2 separate regions of the Homo sapiens genome follow, and region 1 is linked to region 2. A link is a loop called in an ENCODE intact Hi-C map of the cell type or tissue named here. Cell type or tissue: breast epithelium. All regions are shown on one strand. Links, peaks and the distances in the headings refer to the core of each region. The heading gives the core; the rest is flanking DNA.

Region 1 (15,672 bases), core at 4,170-12,169, 170 kb before region 2:
GTATGTTAATCACATTTCTGTTTAAAAATAGAATTTTATAGTGTACACACCAGCCGGGCATGGTGGCTCATGCCTGTAATCCCAGCACTTTGGGAGGCAGAGGCGGGTGGATCACAAGGTCAGGAGATCGAGACCATCCTGGCTAACACAGTGAAACCCTGTCTCTACTAAAAATACAAAAAATTAGCCGGGCATGGTGGCGGGCGCCTGTAGTCCCAGCTTCTCGGGAGGCTGAGGCAGGAGAATGGCGTGAACCCGGGAGGCGGAGCTTTCAGTGAGCCGAGATTGCGCCACTGCACTCCAGCCTGGGCCACAGAGCGAGACTCCGTCTCAAAAAAAAAAAAAAAAATAGTGTACACACCAACATATTAATAAGTTGTGCTTATGTTTTTAGTTATGGGTCATAGGTTATTGTAACATCTTTTTTGTTCCTTTTGGTTACCAGTACTTTGACTTTTCCTATGACAAGTACATATTATCTAAAAATTACCTGTTAAGTTTTTTAAAAAGTGATGGAAAGATGTGGAATTTGAATGTTGATCCTTAAGTTCAGATTAAATATGTTTCAGTATTTAGCCAGGCATTGTGCTAAACTCTTTACAATGGTATCTCACCTGTTCTTCACTTCAACCCATGAGGTAGATATTATTTGTTTTCATTTTATAGAGAAACAGAAAACTAAGGTGCTCTCTCTCATATTTGAAAGCTTGACTTTAGTGAACCAATATAGTAATATTTTTCCAAGCAGGCAATTTTAAACAACAATACTGTTAACAAGCTGAAAAGAAATACTGAGAGAGAGAAGGAGTGGAGAGAGTCGGGGGAGATCAGTTCCTTCATTATACTTTTTTTTTGAAGTTAAGTAATTGATACATATTAATACAAATGTTTAATTTAAAATTTCCCACAGAAATACCAACATGTCCACAATATAGTCAAGCATGTCAGTTCACCAGCTGCTGCTTTTCCCTGTAGTCATCCCTCCTTGCAGCCTCTGTGCATGAACTCCTCTTTCAATCTGTGTTATTTGCCCTCAAGATCTATGCACAGCTGCAATACTGAAAATTCCTTTTACCTTTCTCTTGGGCTGCGTTCTCTTTATTGAGATTTCATAGTTTCTCATTTCTGGTTTAGTCCCTCATTTTCATGAAGCTGACTTCTCAGTAGCTTTCTAAGAAAGATTACATGAGAGCAAACACTTTCTGAGACCTTTTATTTCTAAGAAATTTTTCACTCTACCATCACACTTGATTTATAGTTTGGCTGCATATATAATTCTAGGCTAGAAATCTATTTGCTTCTGAATCTTGAATCGATTGCATTGCTATTTTGTAGCCCCCAGTATGGCTTTTGAGAAGTATGCTTCTATTCTCTTTTTACATTCCAGACATGGATTTTTTTTTCTCTGTGGAAACTTTTAGCATCCTCTATTTATCCCTAAAGTTCTGAAAATTCAGAGTGGTGTGCTTTATCAAGTCTATATATTTTCAGTGTGGTTATATATGATATTTTACCTTTGTCTTCAATATTTAATATCAGCACTTAAATCCTCTTCACATTGTCTGTTACTTCCAGATTTTTTCTACTGATTATTTTGGCCTTTTATTTTAAAGGGTTTCCTCATTTATCTGTTATCCTCAGCTGTATGTTTATATTTAAGAAGGATCCCCTTAAAAAGCTGATTGCGGCTCTCTGGTGTATGGGGTTTAGTGGTGGAAGGTATCCCCTAAGCTGGTAGCACCATTAGGCTAATTGGATAGAGATCCTGCCTATTCACTCTTGGCTGGTAGATGTTGTTATCCACTGGCCGTGTATTGATTATCTGCAGATTATATATAACTTAGCAGCTTAAAATGACAAACATTTATTACCTCATACAGATGATTACTGTCAGGAATGCAGGCATGGCTTAGCTTGGTGATTCTGGCTCGGGGTTTCCCAAGAGTCTGTAGCCAAGCTGTCATCTCAAGGATGGGTCAGAGGGCTCACTCCTCAGCTCACATGTGTGGGTGCTGGCAGTCCTAATTTCCTCAGGTTGTCAGTATGTCCCTAGGGCTGCTTGGGACATGGCAGCTGCATCCCCTCAGAACAAGTGACTCGAGAGAGAAATTAAGAGGGGCATGCTCTAAAGACAGAAGTGCAGTTTTATAACCTAATCTCAGAATGGACATACCAGTACTTCTTTCTGTCATATTTTATTCATCGCACAGACCAACCTTGGTGCACTGTAGGAAGGAACTACATAGTGTAAATCCAGGCAGTGGGGCTTGCTAGGTGGCCGTCTTGGAGACAGGCTGCCATGGACTTCTTTTCTCAATTATTTTCCGCAGAGAAAGACTCCTCTCCATGTGCCTTACCTGAAGATTTAAGCCTGGGTGACAGTGTTTAGGGAACCTAGCTTGGAAATAAAGAAGGGGTCTCACCATTCAGTATTTGACTCTTCCTTAGTTTTCTGGGTTTTTTTTTTTTACAACCATGCATCACACTCAGCCTCTGCAGTTATGCCTGGCATCATTTAGATCAGAATTGGTCAGCCTACCCAGAAAATGCAACTCTGATTTGTACAAGGAGGAGAGAAGAGAATGGGCAGTCTCTGGAGCACAGACTGAGGAATGGAAATGGGCCAAGGCCTCGTTGGGCATTTTACAGGCTTTCTACCCATCCTCTTGCCATCAGCCCCACCCTGACCTTTTAAAGCAGCTGCTTTCCCCAATTCCTGAGCTTTCCTGGGTCCCTGCAACTTGGTTGGCCTCCCTACCTCTGTAGGATGTCAGGTCTCAGCTGTCTCTCTTCTGGAGAGAGAATTACCACTGATCCTGGTCCTTATGTTTTCACTTCCCATCTTCCAACATTTTGTTAACATCACTCATCTCCACTCATTTTCTCCTGGTTTTCTTCGTATTTGTGAGTTTTACCTATTTTACTATTTCACTGTCTTTGTGGTAGTTTTAGGATGGTTGAATTTCTGTATTTAGCCTGCCATTAAGTATATATTTCCATTTTTCTGCTTGTATAATTTCCAATACATATCCTGATAGATAGTATTTCCTACAAAATTTACTTTTAGAGGAAAAATTCAAAATGTTAGCAGACTAATCAGCTTATCCTGCCCAAAGCTTTTGAGATGAGAATAGAATGGATTATGCTTTCCATGACTCTTTTGATTTCTGGCTGCTTTAGAATGTAGATTTATAAGAAAAGAAGAGTAGGTGAAAATGGTCAGTAGTATACTGTCTAGGGAATGAGCTTAGAATTCTGAGGATTTTAGATTTCTCTTGGACTGTTGCTTAAAAGTACCACTCACAGCAAACACTTGATAGCTTAACGCATACAACCGCATTAAAGAGATAGTGTTTTAACTGCACATATAACTTAACTATTTCTGTATTTATCTTCAGTTTTCAGTGTTTAAACCTGCCTGTTTCTTACATTGTTGGAATCATGGAAAGAAAGCTATAAACAAGTTGGAAGTATTTATTACAATACCTCAAGGTGAAACCACTAAAGTCCTTCTGTGGGTAATTTATTATACTGCGAGATCTCAGACACATGAGAAACTGTCCTGAACTCCCAAATGAAAGCACTTCCAAAATACAGCATTTCTAAAACGAGTAACCTTTAACTTATCTAGCATAAGCAGAAGAATAAGATATGTTTAAAGTTTTCATGTTTTTGCTGATAGACTTAAAATCTACGTAGCGTTTCCTAGATTCTGACTTTGACTTGCTCACACGCTGTCCCTACCCATGCAAGCTAGAATCTTTCCTCTCCCTTCTTGATTTCAACATGAGTTTAGAACCAAAGGAACTTTTACTTGGTCCGGTGACAGTTTCCCGTCTGAGACTTCCCCACGCAGGCACAGAGCCATGGCCCCTGGGCTGTTTTTATTTGCTCTAATTCAAATGCCAATTCTAATTTGCTTTCTACGGTGCTCTTTTGTTCGTCTGTCTTCTTCTAGTATTTATAATTGATAACTGTAGTTTAATTATTCAAAATCATTATTTTTAGATGTTTAAAATTGTTTTTTTTCCCCTTCAGACTTGTATATAAATGTCATTATCTCCTGAGAAGTGGTATAATTTTCAGAAGCAGAGAATACATTATCTTCTCTTGTATCCAGTGGTGTAGTGTCTGTCGGGGTTCCCAACCTCTACACTATTGATGCTTTAGGCTGGCTGCACCTTTGTTGTGGAGGGGCTTTCCTGTACGTTGGGCGTTGTAGGGTGCTCAGCAGTGTCCTTGGCCTCTGTCATTGGATACTAATAACATGCCCACTTCACAAATTTAATCTTTCTGTAAGACTCAGAAATACATAGGAACAGAAACAAAAGCAAAAAATCAGTATCGACTGCTTCTTGAGGGCTCACTGCCTGCTGTGAAGCAGCATCTGCAGGTCTGTGGTCAGCGCTGGAGGTTGAAAACCATTTTAAATGAGCAACTGTGGCGGGTTCACAGGGTCAAAGGGCAGAGTTCCTGTTGGGATGTGGGAAAAGATGTGATCTCTACTATCTCAGTGGCAATTCCACAGCCAATGGAAGTAAGCAATGGAACAATTTAGACCATTTGAGAACCAAGGTGTCACCCTACTGTGAAATCTGCAGACAGAGAAGGCATTTCATCTGTATTTTTACCTTCAATCCTTGTCTGTGTCTATAAGTTCACATTGCCGACAGCCCACCTGCCAGCTCTGCTACCAGAATTGCCTTGCTAACCAGCTTTACTCCTGGAATTTAGGAAAGTCTGAGAAAAGTCTTCATCTATTCATATTGGCATGCTGGTACTTAAATTCAATGAAAGTAAGAGTAGAACCATGTATTCAATAAAAATAAGAATAGCTTTATTTGCATGCTGTCACTAGTATCAACCTAACTTCTTATGTCCTTTTCAAGTAAGTCAGTGAAAACCAGAAATTTCCTGACAGCTGGCCTTGGACCGTGGCTGCTTTAACCTCTCTGCAGGGGCAAGTACATTTCTGTCATTCTGCATTTGTGATCCTGAGGTCTGACTGTCACATGTACAGTTATTGGCATCCACAGGGTAGAACTTCTTTCTTATCTATAGTTCCCAGGTACAGAGCAGGAAAGGAGAACTGCAGCCAAGGGGTGATATCTAATTCACAACTGGGATGCCCCAGTGTGTGTGCCGAGGAGAAGGTACCTGAGTAATGTTATTCATTAACATTTATTTCTGGGCTTTGGCCAATTGGTCTTCCTGTAGGGTTATTTGGCATGTTCTAATAAAATGTGCCTATGATTGAGATTATCTTGGATTAAGAAAATAACTTATTCAACAAGTATTTATTGAGCATCTCTTCTGTGTTGAGCACTGTGCTAGAGAGTATAGCACAGAACAGGCCAGATACAGCTCTGGTGCAGCTTGTAGTCTAGTCTAGGAGAGGTAGAATTGAACACACATGTAACTGCAAACTTTGAGAAGTGCCACAAAGGCAAGAGTATTCAGGAAACCCAGTTTAATTAGAGTCAGAGAAGGTTTCTGTAAAGAAGTGAAATTTAAGCTGAGGACATTTAAGGCAGAAGGAATGTAACTGTCATAGGCCTGTACTGTAGGCTGCAAAGATCAACTTCTCCATGTCTCATGAATAGTTAATTATGTATATTTCTTATTTTAGCACCTCACATTATGCAGTTGACTGTCGAACAATGTGAGAGTTAGGGTTACAGGGCCCACATACAGTTGAAAATCTGAGTATAACTTGCAACTCCCCAAAAAACTTAACTACTAATACCTATTGTTGACCAGAAGCCTTACCAATAACATAAACAGTTGATTAACACCTATTTTGTATGTTATATGTATTATGTATACAATATGTATTTTTATGTATTCTTACAATAAAGTAAGCTAGAGGAAAGAAAAAATTATCAAGGAAATCATAAGGAAGACAAAATATATTTACTATTCATTAAATGGAAGTAGATCAATATAAAGGTCTTCATCCTCATCATCTGCCTGTTGAGTAGATGGAGGAAGAGAAGGGGTTGGTCTTGCTCTCTCAGGGGTGGCAGAGGTGAAAGAAAATCCATGTATAAGTGAACCTGCGCAGCTCGAACCTGTGTTGTTCAAGGGTCAACCATACTGACATGTTTACATGTATTTCTCCTTGGCAAGATGCAGACCGAGTTCCTAGAAGATAGGGATGATGTGTTATTCATATAGGTATAACCCAGTCTTGAGCTTCACAACAAACAGGTATTGGATGATAGTTGGGGAATTGAGTGAGTGAACTAATGAAATGAATGAATCAATGAATGAGTAAATTGGAGGATGTAATAAAGGTGGTTGACATCTGCTTTGTCCTCCGTATCCATACTTTCTTACTCTAGATACTGAGAATCTCTTCTGTCAGTCATCTTGTGCAGTGGGGTTTCTTTCTTACTTAGTTTTGAACAATTGGCCCTATTTGACTTTGCATGCCCAGGCCTCAGCACCTTGCCTGGCACACAGCTGTTCAATGAGTTATGAGTGAATGAATGAAAGAATGGGTTTATTTTCCTGATCGTGAGCCTTATTATGTAAGCTTGCTTGCTGATGTCTGAAACCTGCAGCCTTGCCTGCCTACCTAGACCGTTTCTGCACTCCACCTGAGGCCACCACTCCCAACAGTTACACTGAAGTTGATTTGCCTGGAAATGCAAAATGGGAAAAATTGGTTTTGTCTCTCCAAAATAAATCTCAAAACTGTCTCTTTGTCTGCCTAGGCCAAACCACTATCATCTCTGTCTAGCACTATGACAATAATCTCTTCTTTCGTCTCTCTGCAATCTGTTTTCCACAAAGCAGCTTAAATTTATATTTTAAAATATAAAAGGCAAATATAAAATATAAATGTAGGATTTAAAGTATTCTCTAAGTCAGATTGTGGGACTTACCTGCTGGGAACTGTAATGGCCTCCTCTAGCACATAGAATGAAATGTAAACCCTTCTGCACCTGCAAAACCTATCTTTTTTGACCCCGCCTACCTCTGTTGGCTCATTTTGTGCTCTTTTTCCCTTTGTTCTTCGTGCTCCAGCCACCCTGGCCTTCTTCACGTACCTTCACGTGTCTTTCACTTACCCAACTCTCATTCCCTTCATGAGGAACCTGCCCAGAGGAGACACTCAGGAACTCTTTGGACACATTCATGGCTTTTTAGTCCACTGATTTTTAGATATGACTTTACCCATAGGATCATTTCTTTCCAAGGAAACGTTAAGCAGAACCTCAACACATAAAGCAAATGAAAGTAGGGGTACTCTGATTCCCATGGAAACGAGGATCCCAGGAACCTCCGGTCCTAAGGCTTCTTCTGAAAATATAGGTTTCCAGAGATGATGGTTTGCAAGGCATTGCTCAGGTCCAGTAGTGCCTGTCTGACTTCTGTGTTTACTTTGACTGGCCTCTTTGAACTTGGACCACTGTTCTTTTAGGCATTTAGAAATTCCTTCCTACTCAACTGAACTCCTGATTCTCAATTCTTAGCCTACTGTCTTGAATGGCCACACATTCTGCTCTTAAAATGTTAAAACAGTCTAGATGGGAAGATGGATGGATAAAAAAGTTAAATAAAACTTGTATATGGTTAACTTCCAGATAGTTCCTCTAAGCACCAAAAGAGTCCAGAGAAGCAAGAGTTTAAGGGTGGGGGCTACAGAGATACTGGAATAATCCATGGAAGTGTCTAGATTTGAGAAAGGTCTTTGAAAATAGTAGGAAATAGTGAGAAATGATGCAGATAGTCTACTATGCATTATGGTTTGACGAAAAACATAAAGGGAATGAGACAGTTTGGGTAATAGAGGGGCAGCCATATCAACAAAGCATGTGAAGGAGTGTCTGGCCTGTAGATATGTAATGTAAGGTCACAAATGCTTAGGGGAGTTGGACCAGTGCCATAACACAGAACATTATACCCTAACTAACAAATGTGAACATAGTAGTTACTGTTGCCATAAATATCATGTCCTCAGAAAAATATATAATTCAGTGAGCAAAAATTTATTTTAATTACATTCCAGCTCTTGCTTCTGAAGATCCACCTGGTTATTTTGCTGAGCCTCAGTTGCCCCCCCATTCCTTTTCTGGTCGAGGACATGATGGCAGATGGCAAAACTCATCTATTATAGTTATTTCTTTACTGTTTACAGAGTAACCATTCCCTGACCTCAAATTCTGAGGTCATCGTATCAAAGCCTCCTATGCACTCATTGTTTTCTACTTCTGAGAACATCTGCCCAGCCTGGATGGCTCTCTTTTGTATAACATCCCAGCATTGTCTGGCTTTGCTCACTGGTCACAGCCAGGGTTCTCATGCTCATCTAGTCCTTCCCTCACCTTCACCCATGTCAATGACTTGCTTAATTACTTAATTTCTGCTTAATTTTTTGATAGCCTGAATGAAATGGTCCTATCCTCTTCCTGAATCATCCTATGTAGGTGCTCTCCAAATCCTGGCCTTGTCACTGGGTGACTGGCAGAAAGATAGGACCATTGACAGAACAGTGAGGTCAAGGGGGAGCTGACAAGAGGGAAAAGATAAGTTAATTTACAACACAATTAGTATAAGCAGAGGTGATGTTTAGGTGGTTACAGATAAGGAACTAGAACTCTAGTTTGAAAATCTGTGTTTTTAAATAACACTGGAAGATAAAGTTCATTCCTCAGGTATTCATTCCTTAAATGTAAACATATGCTGTTGCCAGGCACTGTGCTAAACACTGTGAGTATAAAAGTGAGTTCTCACTTTAATGCCTTTAAGGCATTCACTCTCTGGTGTGAGACACAGGTGTGATATAGCTGTATAATATGTCTACATATTTACCTTTAGCGTAATCTTTCCATGTAATACTCAGATCATTAAATCTGGAAAGAAGGAAGGAAGTCTAAAAGTGAGTACTCACTTTAATGCCTTTAAGGCATTCACACCCTGGTGTAATAAACAGATATGATATATCTGTATAATTTTATTGTATCTACTTATTTACCTTTAGCATAATTGTTTTCATGTAATATCCAGAACATGAAATGTGATCATGAAATCTGGGAAGAAGGAAAGAAGTTAGGAGACCAACATTCTACCACTTAGTAGCCCTATGACTATAGCAACCCTTCTGAACCTCAGTTTTCTGATCTGCAAATAAGAGCATTGGACTTGATGAAGTGTTTTCAGTTGATCTCTTGTGAAATCAGATGCTTTTCCAAGGATTCCAGAAACATTTGATTTCAAATGCTTTTTTAAAGTGTGATGAAAATAACTCATGCACTTAAATGCATTATGTACCAAAATTTGCCTCATCAGGAGAGCCTCGTTTTTCTTGACCCAAGGTTACAATTACACCTTATAAGTTTGGACAAAAGGTTACAAATTTGATTTAGCAGTATAAGCAAAAAAAAAAAAAAAAAAAAAAAAAAAAGCACGCTGATTAATAAAATATGCTTTTTGTTTCTTTCACCTATAGTTGTTTCATGAAATATTTGCTTGGCCCAATGAGTTTTGCTGTTAAAGACATTGCCATCACCAGCCCTCATCTGCAACATCTACTTCTAGCTCTAAGCAGCTAAGATTTTTTAACTCATGTAATAAAGTTGATTTATACTTAAATTTATCAGATTGGGTGGTTCTTTTTGACTTAACAGCTTATTGATGTATAATTCATAACATATTGTTCACCTACTTAAGGTATACAATTAATTGGTTTTTAGCATATGTACATAGTTTTGCAGCCATCATCATCAATTTTAGAACATTTGAACGATGCCAGAAAGAAACCCTGTACTTCTTAGCAATACTCCCCAATTTCCCTACTGTCCAGCCCAACCTTAGGCCACCACTAATCTACTTTCTGTCTTGATAGATTTGCCTAATATGAACATTTCATGTAAATGAAATCATGTAATACTGTATGTGGTGTGTTGTGACTGCCTTTTCCCGCCTAGCATGTTTTCAAGGTTCATCCATGCTGTAGCAAGTATCAGTACTTTATTTTCTTTTTACTGCCAAATAATATTTCATTTTATGGATATGCCAAATTTTATTTGTTCATTTATAAGTTGATGGACACTTGTTGTGAGCACTCTTTAGCTATTATGAATAGTGATGCTGTGAACATTTTGTACCAGTTTTTGCATGTACACATGTTTTGATTTCTTCCAAATATATACCTAGGAGTGGAATGGCTGGGGCCACATGATACCTCTGTGGTTAATTATTTGAGGAACCACCAGGCTGTTACCCAAACCTGTGGCACCACTTTACATTCCCACCAGCAGTGTATGGTCCCAGTTTCTCCACATCCTCACCAACACTTGTTATGATGTCTTTTTTCTTATAGCCATCCTAGTGGGTGTAAAGTGGTATTCACTGTAGTTTTGATTTTCATTTCTCTGAAGGTAGAATGGATGGTTTTTGAAAGAAAAGTTTCAGCACAACAAAGGCGGAAACTTTGTTTCAAAGTTACAGAAAGGAGAAAAAGATATTAGGGATGGAAACATATAAGTCAAAGTTGGTTAGAGAACTGTCTGAGAGAATAGGGCATGGCAGAGGAAATCTCCAGAGAGCTCATTTGTCCAGATTATAGCCATGACACAAGCTTAATGGCAATAAAGTTATAGTCCCCAGAAGAAAGGCAGGGGTGTGTTTGTGTGTAGCTACCTCTCACACACCCAGTTTTTCCAGCACAAAGCTGTTGCCGCTTTCTAATCTGAGTGGATTGGGGATATTCACTCTTACTCCCCACCTATATCCCAACCCTACAGTCCACGGTCTTTTCTGTCACCATGTCACTGATTTTATAGTTCCCTTCACTTAGGATGACTTCTTTATTCATCCAAATCTCATCCTTAAGACTTGGGGACATCAGGCCTACCTGCTTGGAGCAACCTCTCTGACCTCTTGGACGATGTTAACATCCTTTTTATCCCTTGTGTGGCATTTAAAGAGGTTTGCATCACACAGCTTGGTACTTAGTGATACAATTATCTTGTATCATTCACATTATTTTATATGTGGTTTCAAGTATCCCAGTGGGTTCATTGAGGGGAAGGAATAGGTTTATACAATTTGATATTGCACATAAAACTAGAAGCATACTAGGTGCTTAGTGCATCTTTGTTGAGTTAAATAAGAGGGTTATTCTTCTGTTCCATCTAAACTCTGCTTGGAATTTCATAAACACAGGCAGGTTCTCACTGGCTTTGGGAAAAAATACCCCTCTTATAAATTCATTAATACAAAGCAAGGGGAAGAGTTGATATTTTAAGTTTACATTCAGGTAAGATTACATTGAAAATTATAACATTTTGTTCAATCTGTGCTTGTTACCTACAGGACCTTGTTATATGTAGGAAAATTATCTTTGAAACCTCTGTGTGTTGTCGAAGTCAGATGGCTAATATTGACCCAAGCTGGCATCTCCCTCACTTCACATTGGGGATCCTGTTGAGTTGTCCTCAAGGCTAGCCTTTTGGACCACTATACTGCACTTCTGTCCTTAAGCTCTCAATGTGAAATCAGAGACAGGCAAAGTCAAGCAAACAAGGCAAAGGTTAATACGAGCAGGCTAATAGTCAACAGATGGGAGTCTTCAGCCTGAGTGAGATCCCGCTAGAGGCCTTCCCTTCAGAGACCCAAGAACAGTTGAACTGGAAATTTGACCAGGAAGGGACTCCCTAAGAGACCTTGCCTCTGAGCATGTCAGCTGAAAAGATGGCAGAGTTCAGAGAAAGGTGATGGGAGATGGTGGGCAGAGAAAGCACCAGTTCCTATGTACTACCTCCAAACCAGAAATTTCTAATACAGCAAATAAAGCAAATTGGAATGATTTCATGAACCTGTGTAGAGGTCTGCAACTGGAAAGGATGTCCTGAAAAGCACTATTTTATATAGTTTGGTAGAAATACATCCACACTGTATGAGTCTCAATTTTAAAACTCCCTTGAGGATTAGGAAACAGATTATAAGTAGCTAGAATGTAAAATAATAATAATTTAGACATTGTTTTGGAATGATAAAGTTTATTGTACATGGTAAGGAAATTATGTATTGTAGATTTTCCTGATTCTGGGCATGCATTGGGACCACAGGTTATGGTGGCTCACATTTTAGGATTGACTTCCCAACGGCTGCTCACACAGCCTCTGGAAGTGGTAACTTTGGAAGGACTGGTTGCAAAGTGGAACCAGAGTATATTGCAGTTTCACAAGCAGGAGGTAATAGCATTTATTGAGCAACTATATGCTCTCTTCTCTCTCTCTTCTCTTCTCTCTCTCTCTCTCTCTCTCTCTCCCTCTCTCTTTCTCTCTCTCTCTCTCTCTCTATATATATATATATAGTTAATCTTTTCAATGACCCTGTGTCTTTCTTTGGATAGAAATTTAAAATAAACTTCCATTTTAAATATGAGGAAACCAAGACTTAAGGAGGTTAAGGAATTGGGTCTAGTAATATATCAAGTCAATGGCAGAAACACAGGGAACTCAGGTCCCTTGGATTCTGTAGCACTGGTTTTATTCCTACACTTTACCCCCTCCATTGTAAGGGTACTAAAATCTTCATATGTGGTCAAACACCTTTTACTTTTATTAGGAGAAAATGGAAAAGAAAATCCAAATACTCCAAAAAATCCAATGCAAAAACTCCAAAATATCAAAAGCTACCTTTTTCAAACAAATTCAGTTTTTTATTACTCTTACTTTCATAATTTGCTCTTTTTAGTAATTATTTGCTTACTTCATTGCTTAGATTTAACAATACAAATAGATGATAAAAATCTAATGATTCAGTTAGTTATATTTTAAATGTTATATTATTGTGTCACAAAAAGTAGACATGTAATGCATGTCTTATCTAACATTACCTAAAACATACTGGCTTCCCTATGTAATTCTATTATGAATACTATGCCAGTATCTTCTCTAATCATTCCAATTTAAACATAGTATCTATGACTGGATTGTAACAGAAATTGGAATTTGCCGGCCAACACTGAATTGGAAATGCTTCCATTCAAATTTTCTTACAAATGATCTTTAGAAATGTATTTTAAATTTCATTCTAGCGAAACCAACTTAGAGTGAATCTTAATGGGCTAGAACAAAATAGATTTTGGATTGATTTTTCTCATAAAATATGCAAAGCCCTGTTTTTAAATAGAGTTTTTCCCCTTCAATATTGTTCTTTTTCTCTGTTTAGCAAATAATTTGTCTAAAACGTTTCTTTTTCAGATTTTAGTTAGATTACAATAGAATTAACATCTTAGAATTGCCAAGGTAGATGGAAGATGAAGAGAAAATCCGGATTCCAGACCATGCTAACTTCAAGCCAGTGTTTTGCCTGCAGCTGATCTCAAGAATTAGGTGAAAGTTTCACTATGTAACCTGTTTTGGGGCTCAACTCTTCATAATACGATCATTCATTAAGTAATATAACCATGGATAATTGTAAAAAACTGGGACACTGGGTTTTCCCCCCTTACTCCACAGGTCGACTAGGCTGACAGTATACACCAGAAAACAGGCATGCAAGGCATCCTTCTACATCTTTCTCTTTTGCTTGCCTCTTGTTAGTTACAAAGATACATACTGTGCCAGGCACTAAGCTGGTTTCAACAGCTATTTATTTAGATTGTGTGAACTGGAGCTGAACTTGAACCCAATTAATAGCAACTGAACTTGAACAAACTGATATGAAATCATTACAGGCTCAGTTCCCTGGTCCATTATCCCTGAAGAGATCATCCGACAGCACTCCAGGTGCCTTTTCTATGCCAAATCTTGGTGCAGTGCCCAATCAGAGAGTGTCGGGGGGATTAGAAGTTCGGTTGCATCGGAGTTAGCTCATTACCACATTTGTGATCGCTTTCACAGAGAGGAGAGGTGGTGATCCCACTGGGCAGGATTGCAGAGAAGGCTTTGTTTTCAACACCATCTGGCACATGGTTGGCACTCATTAACACAGCACAATGTCGATTAAAATAATAATTGTACGTGGCAGCAATGCTGCTTAGACAGGTCCCCACCTTTGGCCTTCCAGCAAAGGAAATTGAAGAAAGAGAAGGCTGAGGAGTTGCCTCTGGTAACTCTGGTCTCTGGGTTTGCATCTTTCTTCATGCCCACACCTTTTTTTTTTTTTTTTTTTTTGGTAAAGAAGCTACTTTTTTAAATGTATGTATTTATTTTTATTTTTAGCAGCAGTACCCCCCCACCCCCCGCCAAATCCCCCTGTTTTTTTAAACTGGGAATACCATGAGTCTGACCTTGTTCGCAGTTCCCAAGGACCCTAATTACAGAGCTCCGGCTGTAGCTGGACTCCCAATTCAATACTGCAGCCAGGAAATATTTGCTGAAAGGGGATTCTATGCAGTCATATTTCTTCTGCAACTTGAATTATATATAATTAAGAGTTTTAGGCTTTTCTCTTTTAAAGGATGCATGGATGAACTCAATCATTCAGGTGCTGAGTTAAGACTACACTGCCTTTCCTTAAAAAAACAGATGTGTATTTACTTCGGCAGCTCCAGATCTTGACTCTGGTAGCATCTACTTGATTTGCTGTTTGGGGGATAGGAGTGCAGATTTTTGAAAGAAATTGTTTGAGTTTGAATCCTGTTTCTACCATATACTAGGTGTGTGGTGAGGAGAAAATCCCTTAACTCTTGGTCTCCCTTTTCTTCACTGCTGCTATGGTGGTAATAGTCATCCCTAAGCTTTAGGATTTCTGTGAATATAAACAAACATGTAATACACTAAGAATAATGCCCAGTGCAGGGTGAGCTCTTGATATGCATTAGCTATGATCATGTATGCCTCACCATCATTTTCTTTCTTTCTTTTTTTTTTTTTTTTTTTTTTGAGATGGAGCCTCACTTCTGTCGCCCAGGCTGGAGTGCAGTGGCGCGTTCTTGGCTCTCTGCAACCTCTGCCTCCTGGGTACAAGTGATTCTCCTGCCTCAGCCTCCCAAGTAGTTGGGATTACAGGTGCACCCCCACCACACCCGGCTAATTTTTGTATTTTTAGTAGAGATGGGGTTTTGCCATGTTGGGCAAGCTGGTCTCGAACTCCACACCTCAGGTGATCCACATGCCCCAGCCTCCCAAAGTGCTGGGATTACAGGCCTCACTGTTATTTTCTGCAAGAGTTTATTCTTCCTCCAGATTGTGCCTCATACCTATTTAAATTTTTTATTCCCAAATGATAGGATTTACTAGTTGTAGTGATGTAGGTAGTGGTTATGTGGACATTTGTCCAGATATGTTGATCAACTTTTTTTGGTAGGACACTATTATTTAATTCCTTGTCATGCTAGACCAAGGTTAGAAGAAGCCAATTGATGTGGGTAATTTCCTCATAGATCTATAATACCTTCATACCATAATAATTAATGAAGCACATCATTTGTTTCCAGAGCAGATTATGCATATCTTAAACAAAAGAAATAAGTTGTATATTTCAAGCCTATAGGTAAGCACTATAACTAATGATCATGTGGTTTTCTCTGGTTGTGGAACCATAAACAGCATGCCCTCTGGCACTGTAATGATTTGTGTTCTATAATACTCAGTGTAACCATGGTTTTTATTCTGTTTGCCGTTTGGTATGTGGAAAAGCCTTCAAGAAACTGGCTTTTTGCAGGAGTGTTTACATATCATTCATGCCACCAAGAGAAGATGACCGACA
Region 2 (15,672 bases), core at 3,474-11,473:
ATCACGTCTTTGTAATATTAATGGCATTTTATATTTAGGGAACTATTGGGAGTTCCTGAGTTTCAGATCCATGTCAGGTGGTAACAGGCCACTAAGGCTTATAAAACCTGAATGTTGATTGCCACTACCAGTTTTTTTAAGGATCTTCTTTAGAAAAACAAGATTAACTTGACAAAATGTAATGTCTAGTGAGGAGAGGAGCTGTTACAGCCAAAACATTGGCTTTTTTTTTTTTCTTTCCTTTTTCCTTTCCTTTGTATATTTAAGAATCCAATGTTGATATTCTGTGTTCCATTTATTTTTGTAATAATAGTACATACCACCCACAGTTCTTGGTTTTTATTTTTTTTATTCCTGTCAAGCTGTTACACAGAAAAAAGGCATTTTTAGAACTAATGTTTATAGAAATCGTAATACCAGAAAATTCACATTTGTACTGAAGAATTGCTAGCAATGCCGGTAGTGAAATAAGTGTGGTGCTTCAAGATGGTAATAGGGATGGAGGCTGTGTCCCAGGGGCTTCCTATAAAATCCTGTTAAGCATTTGAATGGTAATGAAATGCACCAACACTGTATTTTCTGAGGAATCTTGCTGGCAGATCTTACCCTGGGCCGAGGAATAGCCTCATGCAGTTTGCCTCTGGTTAGCATTACCTCTCATTTCACTGCACTTGTCTCCCCTATATAGCTCTTTTCCTGCTTCTCCTTTTTCAGCTCAAGTGCACTCCTGTCTTAGGCACCCACTGCCCCCAAATCTGCCCAGCATCACCCACTGGGTTAGGCCTTTCATCTCCATCTCAAATCAAATGTGGTGGTTCTGTGACCTGTCTCTCTGGATCCGTATTCCCTGGGGTCCTCTGAGACACATCATAGTAGAATTATTTCTAATGTGTATCTTTCTGGGGACCAGCATGTATCTACCCCTCTATAGCATGTAAAGCACTACGTCTGGAATGACTATCCAAGATTGAATTATACGTTTCAATTTGGCTAATGTTTATTGGATACCTCCATTGTGCAGAATACACTATCAGGAGTGGTGAATGCAGTAGTATTATTGTCCTTAAGAATAGTCTGAAGCAGGAGTCAAAAAACTTTGTCCTTAAAGTGCAAGATAGTAAATATTTCAGGTTTTGGACTGTAGGTCTCTGTCATCACTCAATTCTGCCATCGTAGAGCAGAAGCACTCATGGACAATACATAAACAAATAGGCATGGCTATTCAGTAAAACTTTATTTGCAAAGGCAGGTGGCAAGCTGGTTTTGGACCAGGGCCATAGCTTGCTGACCTGTTGTCTAAAGTTACAATCTCTTTTACTCATTCTTTTCTGATGTGGCCTTGGTAGGATAGATCCCACAACACAAATAACAACAAAAGATGATAATTAAAAAGAAGAGCCATTTGGCCATCAATGAAGTAATGACTACAGGGAGTGCTGTGTCAACATTTACAGGCATAGATATATACGAAATGACCATCAAGAAGACTGTACCTCGTACACTCAATGAAATCCAGAAATATTATTATAGGAGATAAGAGTTCCAGACTTTTACACTGAAACAAGGGCTTAACAAAGGTGTCTGGGCCCAGAAGAAAATAAAAATTCCTTACAGCATCTGAATATGTTGTTTAAAAAATGTAACAAGGGGCCGGGTGTGGTGGCTTACGCCTGTAATCCCAGCACTTTGGGAGGCCAAGGCAGGCAGATCACGAGGTCAGGAGATCAAGATCATCCTGGCTAACACAGTGAAATCCCTTCTCTACTTAAAATACAAAAAATTAGCTGGGCTTGGTGGCAGGTGCCTGTAGTCCCAGCTACGCGGGAGGCTGAGGCAGGAGAATGGCTTGAACCCGGGAGGCGGAGTTTGCAGTGAGCCAAGATCGCACCACTGCACTCCAGCCTGGGTGACAGAGTGAGACTCTGTCTCAAAAAAAGAAAAAAAAAAAAGTAACAAGGATAGAGAGTCAACAAATAAGATACTTACCTCAACAAACAAGGTACTTACCTCTACACCGATCACCACTTTAAAAAAAAACACTGAAAAACACATAAACACATAAAGAACGATAAATGGTTCACATGAGTGTAATAAAAATTAAATTTAATGATTGTAATAAAACTAGCTAGAGAAGAGACTGTAGAAGACATGGAAAAACGAGAAAGAGGAACACGAGGAGAAAGTTATCTACAGTCTAGTAAAAGAAATAGACATAGATAAATAGATAATAGCTTGATAGAACAATAAATACATACATAGTTCATTGCAAAAGTGGCATTTGATAAATGCTATCCAAGAATTACTTTACATAATATTAAGTAATAGATAAACCTAAAGTGTCACTGGATAGATAAAGACAGTGAAAGTCTATTTCCTGGTCCTGTCACTGCACAATGAGGTTTGGCAGCTGTGCTCCATGCAGTGATTACAGGACCTAGGCTCCTTCCACTGGTGGCTGGGCACCTCGTCACCTGGCTTTCAGGTGATGTAGATGGGGAAAGGAAGAGAGAGTGAGGAAGCTGCACCCTCTCATAACCACTGAGACTGGGAATGACATTTATCATAGCAGCCCACATTCCATTTGCAAGAACTAGTCTAGGGACAAAGAGGCCCTAGCAATGGTGTCCAGCCGTATGCCCAGGAAGAGAGGAAGAGCACGGATAGAGTGGGCACTGGTCTTCTTGGCCACTGTTATAAAAGTGACAGATCCTTGGCAACAGCGAAGGCTTCATAGTAAAAGTGATATTTGGGTGGACCTTGGGAGAAGGGTAGGATTTTGACAGGTAGAGTAGGTTTTGCAGTTACATAAGCAAAGATACTGAGGCAGGAACACCCAGGGGTGTTGGCAGGGAATGGTAAGCTAACGGGTAATGGGAGATAAAGTTGTTTGCCAGGATCATAGACCTTTATTCCGTAGGCAATGTGTGCAGCTGAAGTGATTTTGAGCAACAAGTTACATGATCACAAATACGTTCACCATCACTGTGGAAGATGGACTGAGAGGTTGAGGATAGAAGATGAGAGCCAACAGAAAGGAAGTTGTCCCAGGATGTCCATTGTCCCCAATTTACATTACAGTCCTTCTGTTCTGTTTCTCTTAGCAAGTCTTGAATGCCTGACTGCTGCCACCACTAACAAATCAATGGGCCCCTAGGGTTGGAGGTGGTGCAGGGGCACAGTGCAGGCGCTGCCTTTGTGCTTCTTTCCCCCTGGTCACCTACTTAGCAGGTCTGCTTCAAGCTTCATCCCCAGGGGCATGTCAGCTGTGCTACAACTACCTCCACATCAGTCTAGTGCCTGGGGCAGAGCTTGGAGCAAGTCCTTGCCTTGTGTATTTCTCAGGGTTCTGCAGAGAAACAGAACCAAGTTGTGTGTGTGTGTGTGTGTGTGTGTGTGTGTGTGTGTGTGTGTGAACAGATTTATGATAAGGAATTGGCTCACATGGCCATGGAGACAGGCACATCCCAGGATCTGCAGGATGAGTCAGCAAGCTGGGGTTGCAGAAGAGTTGATGGTGCAGATTGAGTCTGAAGGCCGGAGAACCAGAAAAGCTGGTGGCGTGGTTTCAGTCTGAAGACAAACGGGCTTGAGACTCAGGAAGAACTGATGTTTCCGTTTGGGTCTGAAGATAGAAAAAAGCCAATGTCCCATGTCAAAGTCACTCAGTCGGGGAATTCTCTCTTATTCAGGAGAGAGGCAATCTTTTTTGTTCTATTCATGCCTTCACGTGATTAGACAAGGCCCACCCCATTAGAGGGGACAGTCTACTTATTTAAATGTGAATCTTGTTTAAAAACACCCTCACAGAAACTCCCAGAATAATATCTAGGTACCCTGTGGCCCAGTGAGATTGACATATAAAATTAACCATCATATCCAGCACGTGGACAAGCCAAAGCAGGTTTTATCACCAACAGCAGTTCTCAAGGGTAGAGATATTTGTCCCTTATTCTGTCATTCAGGGACAAATCAGGTACATATCTTATCAAATATGTCACTGTAATAGATACAAGTAGAACTTACAATCTATGGAATAATAATCCTCTGTTTACTTAACAGTATGCATTTACAAATCACTGCTTAAATATAATTTAGTTTGGCCCGGCGCGGTGGCTCACGCCTGTAATCCCAGCACTTTGGGAGGCGGAGATGAGTGGATCATGAGGTCAGGAGATCAAGACCATCCTGGCTAACACGGTGAAACCCCATCTCTACTAAAAATACAAAAAATTAGCCAGGCGTGGTGGCGAGCGCCTGTAGTTCCAGCTATTCGGGAGGCTGAGGCAGGAGAATGGCGTGAACCCAGGAGGCAGAGCTTGCAGTGAGCCAAGATCGTGCCACTGCACTCCAGCCTGGGTGGCAGAGCGAGACTCCATCTCAAAAATAATAATAATAATAAATATATACACACACACACACATATATATATATATAAATAAAATTTAATTCTCATATTCCTCCAGTAAAGGTATTCTTGTTGCCACTTGATGGCTTTAAAAACTGAGGCTTGGAGAAGTTGAGTAATTTGCCAAGTTCACACAGCAGTAGGGTTGGAAACATGGCAGTCTTGCTCCAAAAACCATGCACTTTACCACGATGTTATATAATGCTTTTCATACACTAGGGAATATGGTTAGTAATTATGAGCATTCAATGAAATAATATACAAGGCTTAATATAATGTCTGCTGTATAATAAGATCTCAACAACCTTACTTGTTAGTTGTGGTGATATTAGAGATACATGTCTATTCTTATAGTACAGAACAAACTGGAAAAGTATACATTTTTAGTAGATGGGAAAACCAGGATTTAGACCCCTGTCTTTTCCTTATAAGGCCTTAAACTCAGATGTCTCCATTATGGCACAGATAGAAAAAAAGAGCGCACGTTTGTGTGTTTGTGTGTGTGTGTGTGTGTGTTTATCTCCACTATGTCTAAATGGTGGACAGATATACTATATCGTGATTTTTTAAAAGAAGTTTTTGCTACTGAAGCAAATGCTTTAATCACCATATAATCCAGAGTATTCACTATAGAGACTTGTTTACAAAAATATTAAGGCATAAAACAGATGACTTTGTTAATCTTCCACAAATCACAGGTAATGAGTATGTGTCAGCCTTTTGTTGGTGGGAAAAGGTAGTCAAGATCTGTGGAGTGGGTTTGCTAGGGGTTGCCTGCAGGTCACCAGTGTAAAAACATATTAGCAGGCTTAGATTTCCTCATACAAGCAGTATTCATTCTCATAAGGATCCTTCAGTTCTGTATGAGAACTTATTTATTTCAGGGCTGGTTTATGTGTTGGCTAAAACTGCGTCTGAGAGAGATACTGAAACCAAACCAGGCATCGAATGGTTCTGCTTCCACTTTATACAGCTTCATTTGTTCTTTGTTTATAGGTCTATTGCTGCCCAATGACGGATGGGCCGAGAGTGAAGTTCCACCTTCTCCAACACCACATTCTGCTCTGGGATTGGGCCTCGAAGATTACAGCCACAGGTATTGATAAAATGATGTATCGTAAATGCTCCTTGTTATTGTTTTTCTGGGAGAACACAGCAACCTTATTCAGCAAACTTATTTTAACTCTATTTCTTTCTGGAATGGAAATCTTATAGTATCTATAATTCCTTTCCAGCGAAAGCTTCAGTGAAAGTTTCTCATAGCTAATAGCTTAGATTGGGCATATTTTGCTTCCTGGTATTTGTTAAGATTCACCTTAAATTATTAAAATATTTAAGAAAATGGTTGAACTTTCATTTACAAATTTAAAAACTAGAGCCATGGAGCTCAAAGAAAAGTGACATGGGAAGGTATAAAACAAAACTGAGAAAATAGGAAGCTTATGGGTTTTTATTAGTAATTGGCAAACCCTAGAGGTATTTTAAAAATAGATGTTCCAAGAAAGTTAATGGAATCTAAAAATTAAAGCAACACCATATATAATCTAAAATATTGAAGAGGGTACCCAATATTATATCCATTCTGTAATAGAAACTAAAAAAATCAATAATTTTTAGAATCACACAAGAATGAGAGAGATTTACTAAGCATACATACTATTTGACAAGGGGAATTCATAGATTTTGTTCTTCTGATGAGTTTTAAAAATCATTAAATTGTCCCTTTGCTATTTTCTATATTTACTATGGCTGTTAGAAACTGTGTATTTTATTCCATTCTGTGTCCCATGATAATCCTGTGAAATTTCTTCATTTTTCTTGCAGCAATGCTAGTGTCATTCCTATTATGTTTTTTAATACAGTCTGCTAAAAATAAAGCAGCATGCCTTAGAGTATAGCTAACTGTATTAGGTGGAAGCTCACCTATATTTAGCTATCTCTGATTCTTATACTTTTGAAGTCAGTTATCTTGCTAACTACAGTTTCGTGAACTAGATTGATAATCATAATAATATTCTAGATCAATGTCTCTAGGGGTTTCATAAAAGAAAATGTGGACCTATTTAATTTTGTCCATTCATTTCCATTGCCTGCCTCGATTCTGAATTGAAAATGACAATTTGGTGGCATAAAAAAAGCCATTTAAAACATAATTTCATTTGTTCTACCTTACTGTTTATCCTGTATATATGTGCAAAATGTTTGGGATGGTGCAAAGCTGAATCAGATATAAACCCTGTCTTCAGGAAGCTGGTAGGCTGACAGGTAGGCTCATGGGACGACTGGAACACAAGGGTTCCAAGTGATATTTACCAGAAGGTATAGATAAAATGCTCTGAGCATCTGAGGCAGAGGAGAATGCCTCCAGATAAAGGAATCAGGGAAAATACTATGGTAAAAGTGTCATTTGAGCTGAACCCTAACTCATGAATAGCAGGTGGACATGAGATGAGCCCAGGAAGAAAGGGCATTTCGGGAGGGAAGAGCAGCAGAAGAAACAGCATAGAGACGGGAGAGTAAATTGAATTGTACAAGGTGGAGCTGATCAGCCAGATGATAAAGCCCAGAGTGCAAGAATAAGGTATGCAGACTTCATTTGGTAGATAGTCAATCTTATTGCAGGGTTTTCGCAGGTAATACACAGAATGAAACCTGGGTTTTTTGTGTGTGTATAACATGGATTGGGTGAATGGAAGAGGTTTGATATCCCCTGGAAGCCAGGACTCTTTGGATACCTTTTAGGGCAACTGCAGTCAGAGGTACTGAGCATCTGTGCAGGGGAGGCTAGAGAGAAGCACTCAGATGAGAAACCTTCAAGGGAGAGAGGTGGTTCAGAGATCACCTGGGATTTAGCAACTGTCTTTTTGGCTTCAAAGTCTCCACGGATTTCTTTCCTTCCCTTTTCTGCAAAGCCATTCCTTTGTGAATTGGGGAGAGAAAAAAGTTTATATTGCTCCTCGCTGCTGTAAATCTTCATTACATGGTATGAACTAGTAACTTCCATCTTCTTTTCACGTCTTCCTTCCTAGTCCCGTGTGTTTTAGGCCTCTGTTCTCACTTCTTTATTAGAACTGCTCTCTTAATCATCAACGGTAATCTCCTTTCAGTCAAAAGTATGACGTTGTCTTAGACTTCATTCTTCTTTTCCACTCTGCAGTATTTGGTTATTAAGTCATTTATTCACTTACTCATCCATTCAAAAGTATTTCTGGAGCTCTGAGCCAGACACTGTAGAAAGAACTCAAATGGATTGGAAAGCATCCCTGCCTGCAAGAAATGCAGCGTCCTCTTAGAGACAGACACGCAGATAATTAGGATGCAGCCAGCTAAGCATTAGATACAAAATGCAATGGGAGCCTAGAGGAAGAAGCCACTAACTTTGCCTGGAGTTGTCAAGTAAGTTTTCACAGGAGAGCAGTGTTTAAGCAGTTTCTTGGAAAACGGAAGAAAGCTCTCTAGACAGAGAAGTGGCGGGAAGGGCAATTTAGGTTAAGGAAACCAGGGATGGGAAAGAATGCAGAGTGTGTTCAGTGTGGCTAAAGCTTGTGGTATCTCAGGGAAGAATCAATGGGAAGGGCATTGTCTGTCCTGCTCCATGGGTGCCATGCTTCTCCGGAGAGCAGTGGAGAAGCATTGAAGCGCTTTGAGCCTGGAGATGACAGTATCAGGCAGAGCAGTTTCAGTGATGGAGGGTGGAGGGAATGGCAGAAGCCGCCATAGACAAGGAGGCTGCTCCGACTTGGGACTAGCAAGAGAAGAGCAGGGCCTGGATGGAGGGATCAGAAGCATGGGTGGAGAAGAAAGGGCAGAGATATTTTAAAAATGGAAGGAACAAGTCTTAAGCCTTGAAACTCTCCCCTCCTAGGATCGTGTGACCTGCACCATCCTGCAAGCTGCTGCGTTGCCTAGGTGACCAGCAGCAGCAGGGGTTGGATGTGTGAAACTTGGGATGGAGGAAGGACTGGAAGGGAGCCAGGAGGATTGAGCAAGAAAGGCTCTCCTGCCTTCTGCCTTTCAAAAAAAAAAAAAAAAAAAAGGAAAAGCCCTCTCAAAGGAAAAAAGGGTGTTGGAGGGATGAGGCTAATCTTGTAAAAGAGAAAACTGCTATGGCGTGAGGAAAGAAAAACAAATTTGATCAAACTTAATGCCTGTACAAAATGAAATCAGGAAATTGCTCAACCTATTTTTACTATTATGCAATGATTATTACAGAAAAGTTTATAATATGTGGGTCTAAGTAATAAATAAATATAAAGGAAATAAACTTACTGTGAGATCTCAGGCAGAGTTGAAGCTAAATCAGCAGCAGACAGAATATATCGAATATTATTAACAGTTTAGACAACATTGGGCTATTCCCCACATGTTCATATTCTCTTTCTCTCTCTCTCTCTGTCTGTTTCTTCATGCACATACCTGAAACTACTCTCACTCATAGAAGCCAATTGTTGAAGTCCATCTGTGGACACCTGAGACTTCAGACATCATGGTTTTTGTCTTGCCTCTCAAAATCTTCATCCCCCACCTTTTCACCTCAGACAGTTCTTGAACATTCATTGTTGGCTCTTATACATCTTTTACATTCCTGGTTTGTCACCATAGTCAAACACTGGCATATGTTTCATGCTACCCTTACTTATTCATTAGGCAGCATAATTTGACGTTGAGTATCGTTTCTATTTGGTAGATTCTCTGGTCGTTCATGCTGAAAACACGGCCTTTATCTAAGACATGTCTTTGGCCTGCTGTCAACTTCCAGCTTCCAACAGCCTTCACTGCAGCCCACTCAGCCATGAGCACATGCTAACTCCCTTCAAAATTAAAATGTTGTATTTCATAGTTAATCATTGTGTCACCCTCTTAATGCAAACACTCGAGATATGTAGCGTAAAGTTACAAACCGTTTTACTAGTCTAACTTACATGTCTAAAATATTTTCACATGAACTAACTCAATACGGCACTCACTCATTATTCTGGTGCTCTATATGCCCACATTGGCTCTAATCCTATGACTTATATTACACTCACTTGCCTCCTTAATATCCATCAATCTGATATCAGCCTTATTTGCCTTATTTCCATTTTGTACCGCAGCAAAGGGGGGGCCCTTTTATGAAACGTTTTCAAAGTGTACACTTGGTCACAATCAAAATGATGGTAACATATATGTGTATGTATATAGATAGATATGTAGATATCTCATTATGATCAATTTAAAGGACATAATCAGATGTGTACATAAGAGCATTTGTTACATTCATATGTACAGTGCAGCCTTTTATTTCTTTGATCCTTCTTGATTATATGCCAACATTTGTATAAAAGTTCACTTTATTAGACAGATCCTAGCTTGATGTTACTGCATCGAGTGTCATTGCCACCTTACTTTTTAAACGGGGATTGGGATCATTGCTACCTAAGAGTCTGGGAAAATTTGAGCTCTTATTCCTAATTTGTGAATTAACACCTGGCTTAAGAGGATAAACTAAGACAATGAGTCAGGTTCACCAACACATTGTTCAGTTGGGTAGATTCTCAGTCTGCCTTGAGCAGAGCACTTTAAATGCAATCTGATCTATGTTTTAATGAGGGTCCTACACCTCCTCCCTGGAGGCTTTCACTGCTTTGATTAAGGATTTAGTTTTCTATTATTGCATGATGTGCACCATTCTATTGAAACAAAAAGCAAACCTAAAATGTAAGCCACATAGTAAAAGGTGAGCAAGTCTTCACTAAAAGTGAAAGGCTTGATTTTTGCGGATTCGGGATCAGCAACAACCTGTGTCCCAGGCTGGCCACCATTTCAGCCAGATCTTCTGGCTCTGGTCCCAGCTTTGCCCCTGGCCAGCTGTGTGACCTGGCAATGCCAACTCTCCTCTTTGAGCCTCAGGGTCTTATCTGAGAGATGAGGTGACCTTTAATCCCTTCTGGCTCTTAAACTTTTTGATTCTATGAAGGCCATGAGTCTTTCTGACACTAAACCCACATCATCACAACAGATCAAAGGATGGAAAACTTAAGTGCAAATAAAGGTCGAATAACACATTTAAAGGCAAGTGCTTCCAAACACCAAGACTCAGGGGAAAGCTCATGTTTGCAGTAGTGTCTCAGAATTCTTCTATAAAATGGGCTGAAAAAATGAAAGTATTGCTATTAGGCCAGGCTAGTGTCAATAACACTAAGTGGGTCCAGGATTTTTGTTCACAATTGGCATATTTTGTCATTACTAGATACCATATCTAATACACTTTATATATCAATGGCTTCGTGTATTGAGAATGTACCCAGACACCAGGAAAGAAATAGAAAAAAAAAAAAAAAAGGCTACATAACCCTAAAGAGAGGATTTAAACTTCTTGAGAAATTTTTATGAAAACATGTGAAATCTCTTCATTGGCAAATGCCTTAGGCCCTCATTCGAAGACCATACTAACCTACAGAAATAAAGAAAAGGATTCTTAATAGCTCAGGTTGATCAAGCTCTTACTGTGTGCTAGGTACTTTTCTCAATATATAACGTAACTTACGTATCTTACAAAAATTTTAAAGAGTCATAAATTCTATTCTTATCCATTTTATGGATGAGGAAACTGAGGCCACTCACCCTGACATTTTCCTACAGGGGCCACTCTCCTAACCATCAAACCACATCACCCTTCTAAATAGAAAGAGAAAAGGGCTCCTAGTCACAGACTTGCTGAGAGTCTGACAAAAACAGAGATGTCAAAGAAACTGTAAAAAGCACAGGTAATGGGAAAAACTCAGAAATTTATAGTGTTTTGGGAAGCAAAAGTAGGACATTTTACTGATCTGCTTATTTGTTAACTTACCTAATTTATCTGTTTCTATAGCACATACTCTGTACCAGACCCTAATGTCCTTACTTTACAAATCTTCACTCATTCTATTCTCTCAACAACCTTGTGAGGTAGAGAGTGTAATTTTACTCATTTTATACATAAGGAAATTGAAGCCCAGAGAGGTCCAGTAAGTCTCTTAGTTGACACTGCTAGTAAGTACCGGAGCCAGGATTTAGAGTGGGCCAGACACACCACAGTGCTGTGCTGGTTGATGGGTACTTCCTTTCTGGGGGAGGGTGGAGGAGATGAGGTCTACCTTTGTCACCCAAGCTGGAGGGAAGAGGTGCAATCTTAGCTCACTGCAGCCTCAAACTCCTAGACTCAAGTGATCCTCCAGCCTCAGACTCCCAAGTAACTGGGACTACAGGTGCATGCCACCACACCTGGCTAAACAGGTACTTCCTTAATTTACCCACGGCATTATAAAAAGGGAGGTTCATTTATTCATTTGGCAATACTATTATTGCTGCATACTAATTTTAATATTGCTTGAAAGCAGTATTGAATATGGAGGGATGATGAGTTTCAAGAAAAGATTAAACTTATTTTGGTATTTCAGGTCGAGATTCTCTTGTACATTTTAGAAGGATTTTCTTTCAAAACAGTTATTTTTGCTATTGTTTTGTTGTTTATAGTATCAAACTCCAACTGTTTGAAAAACCCAACATCAATACTTTAGATTTTGTAAGGATACATGATTTGGATTTTCACTATATTTGGGATTAGAATAGCAATTATAATGAGATGAGCCACCATATTTACTTTCCAAACAGATGAGAGTGCCAAGGTAAGAAAATGGCTATAATTTAGTTTATTAAAATTATATAAATTTATTTCTAAAACAAGAACTAAGTCATTGTCTGTAATTCTCTTATGTAATACCCTCTATCCTCAAGCAAAATAAATAAAATATTCAGCAGAAGGAAAGTTATTTGAGATTGCCTACAAGTACTAAGAAAACTATAATGGGCATTTGATGTATCTTGTGTCTTAATTGTCAACTGTGCTCTTCCTATTATTTCCTTTTGGCACTTTTGGTGAGCAGACTGTCTGCTTAGTGTTAACATTAGTTTTAGGAAAAAGACCTAAATAAAGTAGAAAACCAAACTCCTACAGGCATCAGTCATTCAACAGGATGGTTTTCTCTAAAGGATACAACCCTTTCACTTGTGTTTTAAAATAGGCATAGCTTAGTCCACAGAAATCCCTTAACCTGCTTTTGGGCTCTGCTAATATCCAGTGACATCTTTTGAAGTGCTAGTGTTTTCCAGGCCCTCTTTACCCACTTAAAGTTATATAGTGTACAGCAGGATCCCAATTAGCAGAAATCAGTGAAGAGTAAAACACGATATTGCCCAGAGAATATTTTATTTAAATTGTACAGTGTGATAAAATACATGAAAACAGAGTTGCTACATCTCATAAAAGAAACCTGAGATTTAAGAATTAGTTGAAAATATGTGGTTGGGAGCTGCGCAGAGTGATGAGTGGCTGTGTTCAAAATGAGAACTGCTTCCTCATTTTTTAAAAGATTTTATTCTAAACCTAAATACAACATATGGCTTCCTTCCACAGCTCTGGGGTGGATTCAGCAGTATATTTTCCAGATCAGCACATCAACTTCAGATCTGTGACACCGGCCAGGCAGCCTGAATCAATTAATTTGAAAGCCTCGAAGAGCATGGACCTTGGTAAGCAAGGGTGAGGTGACATCCAGGTCAGCTCTCCAGCCTCAGCCCATTTATCTTCCCAAATGTCCTGGTTTTGTTTCTTCAACTCAAACCTCAGGGAACAAGGTCTGCAGAAGCCTGGAGGAAGGGATAATGGCCATCCCACCTTCCTATCTCTTCGCACATTTAATTGTAATTACCCACTTTGTGAAACAAAGAGAAGTGATTTATTTTTACAAAGTGATCTATAAACTATCCTCCCATCATAGATGACAAAAATGATTCCTTCTGGAGGATCTGAATTCCAGAGGCATCTTTATCTCATCCATCTGCCTTTGCATTTGCACCCTCGCTTCTGCCAGGGCATTTCCACTCTGTGCGGGCATACCTGTTGCAGAGCCTGGGAAAATCATGTGGTTCAAAGCATCCTTTGCCTTAGTGCTTCACTTCCTTCTATTCTTCTCCATGTGTGATGGATAGAGATGGCATCAGTGCAGAAGATTCAGCTTTTTAAATGCCCATCCCCAAATCCTGTGACACTGGAGGGGAAAAGGGTCTCTTGGGCGTGCCACACTGAGGGTGTCAAGGTACCCTGTGTCCATGCCTGAACAACCTCACTGAGGTTCTGAGCACCATGGGGAACTTCGTGGTGACTGTTGGGTGCCAGGGCAGAGCAAGGGCCCCTGTTAACTGTGTTCTGAAAGCCTTGGGACATCTCAGATACCCTAGAGCATCACTGCCCTCCCATGGGCTCTTAGAGAGAACACCATTAGAGAAAAGTATGGATACAATAAATTCTCAGCAAAATATCCATTGCCTCATGAATGCTTGGAGGCCAAGCTTTGCAATTGTTTTTTCTCAAGGCATATTATATATTTCTTTAGTAACAACGAGAAAATAGAATAATCAAAAGTGCGTGCTCCACCAAACGATCTGATAAATAGTGCTTTTCTGTTACTCACTTACAGGAGTTCAGAAAAATGTTCAGTCATGATGAAACAAGAGAAATTGATTCTATTTTGTATAAATTAACTAAATGACTGGGATGCATTTGCTGTAATCGCCTGTAGTGAGAGACAGATAGAAACCTTAACAAGGAAGCTGTCTTGAGCACTGGTCAGAAAGAGTATTTTCTCAAGCGTGAACCTTTGACAAACCAAAGGAATAATTTGTGACAGTGACATAGGTTATTACTAATTATTTAAAGAGCAGTTCATTTTCATAGAGTGCTTGATAAACATTTCCTGTTCTGTCTTCCCAATTTCTCTGTAAAGAAGATGAATGGATCAAAACTGCTCTTATTTTTGAGGAGAGAAATATATTTGTTTTCCTCATTTAATTAAAGCAGCCACTATTATGTTTCTAAAAAGAAAAAACAGCACCCATTTTAAATTAAGAGAGAAAAAATATTATGAAACCTGTAAAAAATAAAACCAAAGACATGTGCAGAATCAATATTTTTGTTTACATTTTAATTTTATTATTATTATTATTTTTATTTTGAGATGGAGTCTCGCTCTGTCACCCAGGATGGAGTGCAGTAGTGCGATCTCGGCTCACTGCAACCTCCGCCCCCTGGGTTCAAGTGATTCTCCTACCTCAGCCTCGCAAGTAGCTTGGATTACAGGTGTCTGCCACCACGCCAGGCTAATTTTTTTTTTTTTTTTTTTTGTATTTTTAGTAGAGATGGGGTTTCTCCATGTTGGCCGGGGTGTTCTCGAACTCCTGACCTCAAGTGATCCACCCACCTTGGCCTCCCAAAGTGCTGGGATTACAGGCGTGAGCCACCGCATCCAGCCGTTTTGTTTACATTTTTATTACCAAAAACTGTTTTTTGAGTTTTCTCTTCTAAACTGAAATAGTCCTAGCAAAATATATGTAGTTAGCCGTCATTCTTTGCATTTTTTTATACATATGCCATAAATGACAACGATAATAGTAAGGTTTATTCATTTTACAAAATTGGTCAGGTTACGAGCTATTTTCTTCAGGACCCTAGTACCAAACTAAAAGCATTGGCTAAAATGCACCATGCAGTGGAAATACTCAACAGCATGCTGTAAAAACAAGTTTAGAGTAATCATCAAACTTTGCTCCTTTCCAAGAAGTACCAGGCTAAAGCCAACAGTCTTTCAGAAGGCCCTGAGAGTCAGCATTCTAGTACCATTTTGATCCCTTCTCCCCAGAACAGTCAAGTCAGGGAGCCTAACAAATGTGTTAGCCTTCTCAATATGAAATTCACTTAGGTGATACCGCAATGGTAAACATTTGAAAGTGTCTTTTCTGTTTCATTAGAGGAATAGACTATTCGTTTTCCATTTATAGCACTAGGCCAATGTAAGAGATTAATTTATTTGCTCAAAAAGTAGGTGACTATGTTTATAGGAATAATCCTAGCAGGATCTTGATTCTTTAAAGCGTTTTAACATTCTTTAAAACGTCTTAATAAGTAGCCTATTTAGGATGAATACACAATTCATGATGTCTATTTTTGACCTGGAAAACCAGCATTTTCATATGGTTCAAAATTTAAAAAAAAAACCTTCTATTTGTTACATAATTAATTTATATTGGCTATTTCTCACTTTATAAAGTCTGTAGGAATCTTCAAAGGCTGATGGATCCTATCAGTAGCCTTGTTTTTGTTTCATATTTGCTACTAAGACCAAACTAGTATTTTAACTTGCATGTTAATGAGTCATTGTTCATCTGCTCAAGCTATTTTAAAGGTGAGT

The links. Hi-C counts contacts between places; a loop is a spot of excess contacts. Peaks named below come from ENCODE experiments on the same cell type or tissue, not always from the same donor. Only the 100,000 strongest peaks of a DNase experiment are listed, where the experiment ranks them.
Region 1: it touches region 2 in a loop (11-fold over the local background); 1 of 110 quality-filtered maps calls a loop at or near these places.

Annotation. Positions count from the first base shown.
Region 1 is chr2:205,009,339-205,025,010 of GRCh38, forward strand. All of the region lies in intron 3 of PARD3B (par-3 family cell polarity regulator beta), which reads left to right. Among named protein-coding and RNA genes, the nearest start is that of PARD3B, 470 kb to the left of the region's middle. In breast epithelium, for the core only: no CTCF peak of the experiment used is centred there; no DNase peak of the experiment used is centred there.
Region 2 is chr2:205,180,363-205,196,034 of GRCh38, forward strand. It overlaps PARD3B (par-3 family cell polarity regulator beta), which reads left to right. Exons shown (of 23, transcript NM_001302769.2): 14 at 5,402-5,501; 15 at 12,843-12,958. Among named protein-coding and RNA genes, the nearest start is that of NRP2, 490 kb to the right of the region's middle. In breast epithelium, for the core only: no CTCF peak of the experiment used is centred there; a DNase peak (open chromatin) is centred at 8,339; H3K27ac peaks cover 399 bases.